Regions from separate parts of the Homo sapiens genome. Here regions 2 and 3 are each linked to region 1. Evidence: chromatin loops called from intact Hi-C (ENCODE). Cell type or tissue: A673. All regions are shown on one strand.

The links. Hi-C counts contacts between places; a loop is a spot of excess contacts. Peaks named below come from ENCODE experiments on the same cell type or tissue, not always from the same donor. Only the 100,000 strongest peaks of a DNase experiment are listed, where the experiment ranks them.
Region 2: it touches region 1 in a loop (2.6-fold over the local background); 5 of 110 quality-filtered maps call a loop at or near these places.
Region 3: a loop joins it to region 1, with 5 times the contacts of the local background. A loop is called at or near these places in 8 of 110 quality-filtered maps.

The regions. Positions count from the first base shown.
Region 1 is chr6:144,102,901-144,106,900 of GRCh38, forward strand. No RefSeq gene overlaps it. Among named protein-coding and RNA genes, the nearest start is that of SF3B5, 9.3 kb to the left of the region's middle. In A673, a CTCF peak has its summit at 2,196 (motif pointing right); a DNase peak (open chromatin) is centred at 2,211.
Region 2 is chr6:144,580,024-144,584,023 of GRCh38, forward strand. The region is part of intron 51 of UTRN (utrophin); the gene reads left to right. Among named protein-coding and RNA genes, the nearest start is that of SNORA98, 180 kb to the left of the region's middle. In A673, a CTCF peak has its summit at 1,983 (motif pointing right); DNase peaks (open chromatin) are centred at 2,008 and 3,108; H3K4me3 peaks cover 1,310 bases; H3K27ac peaks cover 1,286 bases.
Region 3 is chr6:145,212,360-145,216,359 of GRCh38, forward strand. No RefSeq gene overlaps it. Among named protein-coding and RNA genes, the nearest start is that of TRQ-TTG4-1, 32 kb to the left of the region's middle. In A673, CTCF peaks have their summits at 2,327 (motif pointing left) and 2,532; a DNase peak (open chromatin) is centred at 2,322; H3K4me3 peaks cover 322 bases; H3K27ac peaks cover 1,755 bases.

The DNA of each region.
Region 1 (4,000 bases):
TAAACTTTGGAGTAGAACTAAATTTTATTCAAAGTCCCCTTTAAAACGATCGCTAAAATTTGCTAAACTTAGAAATAGATTAGGATTTTTAGCTGAAGTTAAAAGCTTAAGGGAACAGGTAGTTTTTCAATTTATAAGTTTAGCAGAGGGAGCATCAGCTTTTAAAACCTAAATAAATGCCTGAATAGTAGTTTCTACATTCCCCCAGATGATCCTTAAAGGCACTACAAAGCCTCACATTTAATGAAGTCAGCTTTCAAATAGTATGAAAACCGTGCTGCAATTTTTAATTGTAATTATATTTAATTTTTAACTTGGAGAGAGTTGTCATCTTAACTATGTTGAATTTTCTCATTGATGCACATGGTATATTTTTTCATTTATTTACTTCTTTCTTTCTTTGTCTTCTTCCTTTCCTTTCCTTTCCTTTCCTTTCCTTTCCTTTCCCTTTCCTTTCCTTTCCTTTCCTTTCCTTTCCTTTCCTTTCCTTTCCTTTCCTTTCCTTTCCTTTCCTTTGACAGAGTCTTGCTCTGTTGCTCAGGCTGGAGTGTAGTGATATGATCTCGGCTCGCTGCAACCTCCACCTCCCAGATTCAAGCAATTTCTCATGCCTCAGCCTCCCGAGTGGCTGGGATTACAGGCATGTGCCCCCATGCCTGGCTAATTTTTTTGTGTTTTTAGTAGAGACAGGGGTCACCATATTGGCCAGGCCGGTCTTGAACTCCTGGCCTCAAGGCCACCTCGGCCTCCCAAAGTGCAGGGATTACAGGCGTCAGCCACCGCAACCTGCCTAAGTCTACTTTTCTTAATGTAAAATAAAGCTGGTATAATTTTCTCCATTCATATCTTTACCATATTCTGTTAAGTTTATTCCTGGGTATCTGCCATGTATACTTATATTACACATGAATTTTAAATTATGACCTAATAAGGAATATTACAATTTCTTACACTTGTTGACAATAAAGAATTTTGGTCTGGAACCAGCAATCTTATTGGCAAGACATGCCAGGAGAGCTGTGAGAATTTCCTAACCGAAGATATTACCTCAAGTCAATCCCACCTGTTAGGTTACTTTATGTAACTATCAAATGTTGTCTTTACTAGGTGACTTTGGGGAAGGAAAAAAAGTAAACAGAAATCTTAAAAATAAAATTTTACAAATGCTGTCTTACAGTTCAGCATTTGAGTAAGGAAAAATATGCAATAAAAGATTCCATTAGAAAAGTGTATAGAATTTAAAATGTATAAAGAAAAATTACATATGTTTTAAGACAGAAAATTATATTCTGTTGGATCTGTTTTTGAAGCAAAGTCTTCCTTGTCTTTCTTGGCCTTGTGCTGCAGGCTTTAAATTTTTTAAGAAGCCATTTAACATTTTGACTAGCAAAGGCATAATCCACACATAGAGAACTATAACAAGGAACGCAGTATCTAACTTATACCATTTCTCACCCCCATCTTTAATGAGTAACCACACTGTATTAGTTTCTTGTGTATCCTTTGGGAGATTACATTCATGGATGTATAAGCAAACACAAATATGTATAGTATTTTACCCCCGTTTAAAATTCATATGGTAGCAAAATACTCACCATAATTCTCTACCTTGGTTTTTTGTGTTGGTTGTTTAATTCTGTTCTATGTTCTTTGATACATCATAGAGATCATCGCATATTAATACATAAAAGAGTTTTCTCATTCTTTTTTTCCTTGTATTATTGCCACATAATATTCCCTTGTATGAGTGTATCATACTCCCAGTAACCACCCTTTTATTGATTACCCTTTATGTTGTTTCCACTGCTGCAATGAATAACCTTGCTGCAATGACTAATACTGTACATATGTTATATTGCACATGTACAAGTATATTCGTAGGGTGAATTCCTAGTAGTGGAATTAGAGCATTATTAAAGACAATGAAACTACTGTTGTGCACACACTTAACGCAATCATGAATTTCTAACCATAGTGCTTTTCGGTGATTTTCAAATGTCTTGGATCACCAGAAATTATATTCAAATTTTATTATGATCTAAGAAAGACATGAACTTTAAGTAGAAATTAACTGAAGTCACATTTCCCTTGGTGAAAAATTATTTTAGATATCATTTCTGTCTGTAAGCAAGTATTAGGAGGACTTTCAATATGTCCAGATGTTGAAATAATGTTTCACACTAGGGGTCGCCAAAACAGTATTTAAGGCCAACAAATGGAACAATGGTTGAGAACATTTTTATAATGAGGCACCCTTGAGCTTCTCAATCACAGTAAGCAGGAACGGTGCCTTGTGAATGAGATGCTAAAAATAATACTTTGGTGTGCTGTATTTTTAAAGGCAACTAAGACTTTGATAATTTAGGAGAAAAGGAAGCAACCATTCCCTTATACTTTGGGGGCATTACACAATAAGTGGTGATGTGGAATTTAGGTGATATGGAATTTAGAGAATTTTTAAAATAAATTTGCTAGTTATAATCTTATTTTTCTGTGATTGAAAATGTCTTTATCTTCTACTTTTCTTTTTCCAACCATTGTGGGTTTCATATATCTGGGCAGATCTAGAACTCTCCATTTTTTAAGGGTTTTGCCCCTAATTGGGGATATACTACAAGGGTTAAATTTTATGTACTTTTCATATAACTTCTCTTGGGACAGATATGATTGCCATGGGCCTCCATTCTACAACTCATAAGATTTAATAGGCTGGTTCCTTTCTGTTCCTTAGTGATAACATTAAATCACAGGCCAGTGCAATTTTTAAACAATTTCTCAATGGAGAAATTTTACAAAGAAACATTGAAGCACTGTATGCATGTTCCATTTGTTACAGTAATATGAAATTTACTCTTATAATAGTATTTTTATGAGAACAAGTGTCTTAGTTCAGGCTGCTATCACAAATGCCATAAATTGGGTAACTTAACAGAAATTTATTCATCAGAGTTCTAGAGGCTGGGAAGTCCAAGATTAAGTTCCAGAAGATTTGGTGTCTGGTGAGGGTCTGCTTCCTGGTTAATAGACAGACGTCCCTTCTCTGTGTCCTCATGTGCCTGAAGGAGCATGGGAGCTCTCTTGGGCCTCTTTTATGAAGGCACTAATCCCATTCATGACAGCTCTCCTTTCATGAGCTAACCTCCCAAAGGCCGCACCTTCTAAAACCACCATCTTGGAGTTGAAATGTCAACAAATGAATTTTGGGGAGACACAAGCATTTAAACCACAGGAAATAGTTAAGAGTCACAATTTGTCATTTTCACAGTTTACCTAAGAGAGGGAAGTCATCTTTAAATATATGGTGAGAAGAGGTTTGAGGTCTAAAAAAAAGATTTAACTGAAGATTTTTTGTAACTTCAGTAAAAGGAATAAACAGGGTGCTATGATAAAGAATAATGGGGAAGAAGGAGGGGGGCACTGAGGAGAAGGTGATTGAGGGGAGGCCACTCTAGAGAGGTAACACTTGCATGTGTCCTGAGGAATGACAACAAGCCAGCTATGCCAAGAACTCTGGAAGAGCATTCCAGGCATAGAACAAAGGCACTGAAGTGGGGAGAAGTTTGAAGGACTCTAGGAACCACTAGACGGTTGGAGCCTAGTGACAGAGAAATAGTTACATTAGATGAAGTTGGACATGGAAGCAGTGGCCAGGTAATTTACAGTCTTGTTTGAATTTTTAGTCTATTGGGAAGCAAAAAAAAGTTTGAAGCCAGGGGAGCACTATGAAACCCTCATGTGCAGAACGGGGGCTTTGGGAGGGAAGAAGAGAGTGAGCTAAATACAGCCACAATCACAATCTGTGTAAAGATGCATGTACAAGACTGCCCTGTCACTTCAACCATCTCTTGCCTCGCCATTGCTCCAAACACACTGGCCAGGCATGTTTCTATCTCAGAGGCATTTTTCCTTTTTATTTCCTCTGCCTGAAATGCACTGTCTCCAGATGTCCATGTGGCAAAGGACCTTGGTTCTTTTAGGCCTTTGCTCACAATGTCACTTT
Region 2 (4,000 bases), 480 kb after region 1:
CCTTTTACTGAGTTTTTCTGAGGCAAGAGAATTTTAATTTTTTTATGGTGTTGTATATTAATGATTCTCCTTTTGTATGAGTAAACAGACATTTAAAATAGAAACTTGTTTGGAAATGGAGAGACGTTTGTTGGAGAAAATGACTGTACAGAAGCATGGCAAATCATAACAGAAAAGTTCTGGTGGCATGGTGGTGGCAGTGGTGGTGGTGGTGCTGGTGGTGCACAGTCTTTGTGCACTAAGGAAGATGGAATAAGGAGCTCCGTGTATCTTTGCTGCATGCACAGGATGTGTATGTAGAACTACTTAGCTGACACATTCGCTGTTTATACTTGCTTCATGTCTTATGACAACCAGATCCAAGGCCATGGGAGTATTTCAGGAAGATAAAGCAGTTTATTCTATGCTCAGTTTAAGGTGAATCTTGGGTGAATTTTGATAAGGATAGGTCTAAAGCACATGGAAGATGATTAACTTTTGGGAGTATGCTATGATACATGCCATTCTTTTAAGGATGGATGATGATTTGGATTTATGTATCTATGTTTCATTGCCCTGCTGCAAGGCTGTTAGGATTTATTCCCCAGCAGAAGCCTTTTGGCAAGAGAAAAGCCGATTCTTTGGAGCCCTGCAGGAGAGACAAGCTCCTTGAGAACTGAGCAGTCCAGCTCATAGAGGGTCTTAAATGCCATGCAAGTATTTATATTTTAATCCAGTGGCAATGAAGAGAAGTCATAAAGGATAGTAACAAGAGTGATGCAATGGGATTTTTGCTTTATAGGAATTTAGCTGATGGTATGAGGAATGGACTTGAACTAGACAAGAGTGACAGAAGAGAGGCCTGTTAGGATACTCATGTAGCCATCCAGGCTACAGGTAATAATTACCAGAAAGGAGACAATGGCAGGGGTAGTAGATCTAATGACTCAATAGTATACATAGACTGAGGAAGGGGAAAGGCAGATTGCCAAGTGGTGTTAGAGCCTAAGACTGGGAACATAGAAGAAAATGTCAGAGCAGGGTTGCAAGTTAGCGGGAAATGTGTGGGGATGGCAAATTTCATCTGTTTTGACTTTGTTGAAATGAAGCATTGGAGTAACATCCAGGAGGAATTGCCTGGTATGCAGTTGTCACTGTGAATCTATATTCAGATAAGAGTATTTGGCCAAAGATGCAGAAACTTTATTTTTTGCTTTTGTATGAAAGCCCATTATTGACTTCCAACTAGTTTATTAGTTCAAGTGCATTTATTCTTAATGTGCATGTTCATATTCTAAAAGATTGTTATTCTTTTAATTATATTTAAAAATTTCAGCTTTACATTTGGCATTACCAATTAATTGAAATGCTCTGATTCTTTGCTGGGTAAAATCCTGAGTTCTGCTGCCTTTCTGGAGTGGTGTTGTCATGGGTGGCTGGTTTTGCTCTCTAATAATTTACGTTTTAGGATTATTACACTTTTATCTCCTATGTTTGCTTTTAGCCTCATTTTCATCGTCTTGTTCCATAGATGCAGACTTTGATTATAGATTGTTTTAGATTTTCTCCTGTGCCCAGCTGCATGCTTAGCACTGTGTTTGAGGGGTGAATGCCTATCTCATGGGGACTTCATCTGCTGGTTCTAGGACAGGAATTATAGCTTCATACTTATTTAATAACAACTTTCTTGGCATATAATTCACATACTGTACAGTTCATTCATTTAAATTTTACAATTCATTTGTTTCTAGTCTATTCACGATTGTACGACCATCACCACAATCAAGTTAGAACATTTTCATTACCTCAGAAAGAAACCCCTTCCCTTTACTAGCAATTTCCCATTCCTCCCCGCCAATTCCCTCCCCTCTGAACAATCACTAATCTATTTCTATCTATTTGCCAAATACCTTAACATTTTATACTCTATCCTTTGAATATGTTCTCCACTTTTGGCTTTACACAGATATGGTGACATTGTTAGCCTCACCAGAGGGAGGCAGTGTAGATTCTCAGTATGGACCTGCAGGGAAAAAAGATACAGGCAGAAGTCCACAGAACACTGCCTGATGAACACAGTTCTATAAGACCCAATAAAGTCGGCAAAGCACTGCTTGATAAACACCGTTCTGTAAGACACAATATAGGACTTTAAATCGTTGTAACATGAAGGACTAAGAAAGGCAAATGAAGTAAAGGAGGAAAAACAAATACTTGAAAATACTGCATTTCTTTTAAAGAATCATGACAACATTAGACAGAGGTGAAATTGCAGCATTAGCCCGGTTACCAGTTTGAGCAGGACACTGATAATGAGCAACATCTGGGTTCTATTTCTGGCTGTGCTCTTTGACCCAGTCATTTAATCATCCAGGGTTATTTTGCACATCTCCTGATAGTACTTTACCCCAGTTGATATTTGCAATGATGTTCAGGCTGCAGTAGAGAATATGTCTCAAGTGTGTGTATATATATACACATAGAACCCCAAAATTATGTACTGGATTTTTATATGATATAATTATGGCCTCATATTTCCTATTCATAAAATTAAAACAGCTTTATGGCAAATACAATGAGATCATGAAGATGCTGTCTAAGGGGAAATGTGGCAATTTGGAATGTTCAGTAGTCAATTACAGACTTTTAATTTTTTATTCACTTAGCTGTTTAATTAGACAAATCCTAACCTATTCCATTTCTAATGGCTTTCCTTCTAGGCAGGCAGATGAGAATCCACTGGATCGCTCTGCTTTTAGGGTGTCTTAGTCATATAACCCCTGCAAGTATTTTTTGTTTTGCTTTATTTTTGTTGTTTTGTTTTGTTTTAGGTGATTTTGGGCTGAGATCTGTCTGGGGGTGATTTTTTAGCACTTAATGTATGGGCTGTTGTCATCAGAGTCAGGTGTACCCTTCTGCTCTTCTCAAGATTTATAACAGGGTCTCCTGTTCACTAATTCACAGAGCACAGCTAGAGCTGCATTTATTGGGTAGTGAACATATCCCTCTTTAGAGACGGTGAATGCTCTGTTCTCTCTTAATAGAAACCAGCTACAGGGCATGCACCGTGGTGGTGGCAGTGATATGTTGAATCCCTGTTCCCAGGGGATGTCCGCTTTCTATCTGCAGCTTTAATGTTTCACTTAATATCCTCTTTGGCTACTGAGCGCACTCCTCTCCCGCAGCCGGCAGCGCTTGGCTGCTCGACAACTTCCTTCATTTCTGGCCATGCCGGGCTGAGCAAGTGCTGCCTGTGAGCATCTGCTGGGGGGCTTTCTCTGTGGCGTTTGTCTGTGTTTTTTAAATTGAGAAGTTGAAGGAATACCAGCCTCCTTTTTCCTAGAACCTAACCCCCTGTATCTTTCAAATGCTTTCCTGGAAACGAGCATGCTCAGAGAACTGACAAATCATTGTCCAGTGACCGGGAGGAAATGATCGTTGCTCTTCATTTATAATGCAAATTCTGAGGTGTCTCCAGAAGTGTGGTAAACTTAAAATGATGGCTGTGGTGAGAACGTCTCTGCAGAAAGTTGTGGTTTTGTTGCATCGCTTACAAAGGATGGCAGTTTCTTCTCCTCGGTATCAGAAGCTCTGTAAGGTAACTGAGTGATTGAAAATAAGGATCTCGGGTGTCTGACAGTTCTACTGTTTCTCAGGCTCTAAAAACTAATCTTTCAGGTTCTTATCAAGGAAAGATTCCCTTTCTTAGTAACTGATTGTGAAAGCTGTTAAAGTGAATTGCATAATTACATTTTGTTTAAAAATCTAAAACAGGTTTTAGTTTTAGTACATAGTTTCTTTTGCAATTGACACAATCTTGTCTTCTGAGATGGGCTAGTGAAATGTTTGGAGAAAATATGATGCAAAACTACTACATTCATTAAGACCTGTTACCTCTCTGGTACTTTGCAGTATCTTAATAGTGAATGGCACATTAATCTTATGTAAATTTTAGTAAAATTAAAAGAAGAGTGCCAAATAATCTTTCAGTAGATTTTTAAAAAATGTTCCATTGTTTTAT
Region 3 (4,000 bases), 1.1 Mb after region 1:
TTTTGTAGAGATTTAGTAGAGATTTGAATTTTAGTAGAGATGGGGTTCCACCATGTTGGGCAGGCTGGTCTCAAACTTCTGATCTCAGGTGATCCACCTGTCTCGGCCTCCCAAAGTGCTGGGATTACAGGCGTGAGCCCCTGTGCCTGGCTGAGGATACAATTTTTAATGCCAAGGCTGGCAGATCACAAAGTCAGGCGTTTGAGACTAGCCTTACCAACATGGTGAAACCCCATCTCTACTAAAAAATACAAAAATTGGCTGGGTGTGGTGGCATGCGCTTGTAGTCCCAGCTACTCAGGAGGCTGAGGCAGGAAAATTGCTTGAACCCAGGAGGTGGAGGTTGCAGTGAGCCGAGATCGCACCCCTGTACTGCAGCCTGGGCGACAGAATGAGACTCAGTCTCAAAAAAAAAAAAAAAAAAAAACTATGTAAAGTGCTGTTGGTACATTTGGTACATACTAAGCTCTCACTCAATACCTGAGAGCTGTTGTTGTTAGTGTTTTTACAACTATGGCATAATTAATTAGATGAAGCAGAAGATAATAAGTTACTTACCATAACTTCAAAGTGCCTTTAGTTAAAAGCAAGGTAGGCCTGAAAGCCAGGTTCCTCCTTTTACAAAGGGTAACATGTGCAGCTTAAAATAGGATACAGTAAAAATGTTCCAGACCATTGACTCCTGGCTTTGTTTCCTTTACTTTAGAAGTTAGGCTTTGACTCTGGCAGTGTTACAGGTTTAACACAATTTGAAAAACTTCTGTATATTATGGGATGTGTGATGTGACAAAAACTAGAAAGTGTAGTTATGAATGTGTTTCAAGGATCCCATCTAAAGACTCTCTTTGCCAGATTCTAATTAGAGTTTTAAGACTGCTCAAGTTATTGTTCACTTGATTTCTTTCTACGGTACAAATGGTTACAAGCTTACCAACTCACCTGTTGCATGGTACAAATGGCAGTAAATACCATTGCTGGGAAATATCAGCTGAGAGAAAAGTCAGTCTTTCATTGGGAAGTCTGGGTAGCTGGGGCTCTGGAGGAGTTTTCTTCCACCAGAGCAGAGACAAACTTCTCTCTGAATTGATGGGCAGAGTTCTCTCTAGCCACATTTTAACTGAGGGTGTAGCTTTTCCAAGGGTCTGCTTTATGCAAGGAATCCTGTTCAAACTCCCTGGCTCTTTGGAGCCCAAGATCTTAAATTTCATGACCACCTCAATGTTAAAGCCATTGGCTGTCAGGGCCAATTTCTGGGTCTAACACTTCTATTCTCCAGCTTATCTCAACTTCACCTGAGGTTGCATTCTTTTCTTTTTCATTTGTGTCCCACGGAGATTTTTCTTTCTTCTTACAGGCCTATTTATATTTACTTTCTTTTTCAGTTATGTTTTATGTCAAGTTTCTGTTGTTTATAGTAGGAGGAGTGACTTGCTATCTCAATTCTTAATGTAAGAACTGACAGTGAAAGAACATCTGCTTTGTATTGAACTAACGTGGGCCTCTCAGTATAATTTCTCCTTGCTGGTCTTTCTGCTATATTCTGACATCACCGAAAATGTCCAGTAGAGATGGAGTGTGGTTGCCATTCTTTAGATGCTCTTCAGTTTTTCAATTACCTTAAAGTGATAGGCCCAAAGCCTAACATCCCAGGGTGTTTTAACCAATGTAAACTAAAGAACTGAACGATCCCCTCTTTTGCTCTGAATCCTATTATTCCAATGATGCAATGTGTGATTGTACAGGCACATTTTGACAGCTTTAGAAGCTATTGACCCAGAATAAGTTTAGTGAAATAAATTTGTATGTGCTGCTGTAATACAGGGTAGAATTGAAGTTTAATTTTGTCAACTGGTTTCAGTCAGTTCAAGTAGATTGAAGATGCGCATTAATTTTAATGGTTTTTGTTATCTATTTGAAGTGTTCTCGTTGGACTACGGAAAAGCGAAAATATCCACAAGTGAAATCTTTGAAACTAATTCAAAGACAACCTAATACTAAGTAAAGAAGGGCAAAACTTTACTAAAACATATTCAACATGTGGCTGACTTGGCCTTTTCACTTTTATTGGCTCAATTTATAGATTTTTTACAAAGGTCAGTGTTTTGTATTCTCTATTTCAGTTCTTCTTTTGATTTTTTTCTTCATAATTAGTCTTATGACTATACCCTTAATTTAACACACAAAATATCCAACCCACATTTTTTTTTCTCCAAATTTTTTCTTTTACCAGTGAAAATTTAACCCTACAAAATACTTAGTGATAAATTTGATATAATTCAGCAGGTTGTTGCCATTTTTTAAGAAATAGGTGGTGCATTTACTGCCACCTGGTGGAATATTTGAGACGAGAGAGAAATAGAAACTAGATTAGTAAAAAAAAAAAAAAAAACACATTAAAAATACCTAACGAGGTAAAATTTCTTCACTGAGTCAGTATACTGGTTTACCTGGAGCCATGTAAAATTAATCTGGGCCCATATGTAACTTAAATTAATCTGAACCAAAGAAAAACATGGGCTTCAATTGTATTTTCTTTGGCTAGTTATTAATTTATTGTCCCAATGTAGGAGGCAATGCTAATCTGATTATAATTCATATTTGATTGTTTAGACATGAAGGCAAATGTCAGAAAAACCTAAAAAACTAGAAAATTTTTTTCTTACGTGTTCTTTATCTTTGATTCTCTGTATTAATGTTTGTTTGTATCCCTTAGTGAATCAGCCTGATTTTGGCTTGATTCTTTCTCTCATCTGTGTTCTACAGTTTGGTCTATCTAACATCTCAACAAACCAAGACAAACCAGGTAAAATTTCCTTGCCGTTCCTCACTTCAGCTTCCGTTTCTCCCAAAGTATTCTACATTAGTTTCCTTTTTTTTTTTTTTTTATGAACAAATTGTGAAGAATCTGGTCGCAGTTTTGTGATCTTCCTGCTAAACATCTTGGGATAGCAACTTTACTTTTCATTCTCATATTACACATCTGTATAATTTCAGGGATTGACTTGTTTATGTTCAATGTTCTCTTACAATTCTGAGACTCTATGAAGTCGTGAATAAATTAATTTAAATTTAAATGAATTTGACCAGTTAAAACCCTCTACAACTGTTAATACTGTATTCAGGGCACTAAAAGCTGATAGAATTTCCCAGACTTGATATTAGATTGAACAATTAGCCTTTCCTTAAATGATGCCACAACTGTCTGGTTTATTACTTATAATTTATACCACACTTGTTTCTTTTATTTGTCTACATTTATTGAGTCTTTGTTAGCTCCTGGGGTTATAGTCATAAACAATAGGTCAGCAAACAACATTAGGAAGATAGAAATAAACAAATGATTACAGCATACCTTAGTGGTTCCTCAACTTGAATGTTTATAGAAATCACTGGCAATATTTGATAAATTTGTAGATTCCAGGGCTCTAATAGAGCCTGATTACTTGAAACAATTAAATTACTTCTGATTCAATAGGTCTAAAAGTAAAGCCATAAACCTGTATTTTTCAGAAGTATTTTAAGTAATCCTGATGCAAGTGGTAGGACATACAACACACAAGAAAACTTGATATGAAAAATGGATGTTATAAAAGTAGGTAAGCACAAGGTATAAGGGAACATAAAGAAAGTGTATTTAATTCAATTAGGAGTCAGAGAAGCTGATAAGGAGTAAACCAGGAGAAGGAATGCATTCAAAAAAGAGTCTATGATTTCAAGCAAAAGAATAAGAATTCCATGTGGGAGAGCTTGGCACTTTCAGGGGATGGCAACTAGGTCAGTATTTCTGAAAGGTACAATTTGAGGATGAAATTGACCATATATTCAGGTAAAAAGCAAGTGTCAATAAATTTAAAAGAACTAGTGTAATTGGACAAAACGTCCTGATCATAATGCAATTAATTTAGAAATCGCTAATTTATTTTACTGCTTTATATGAATGAAAATGTGAAACTCACCAGATATTTAAATAATTTTTAGGTCAAAGAAGAAATCATAAGAA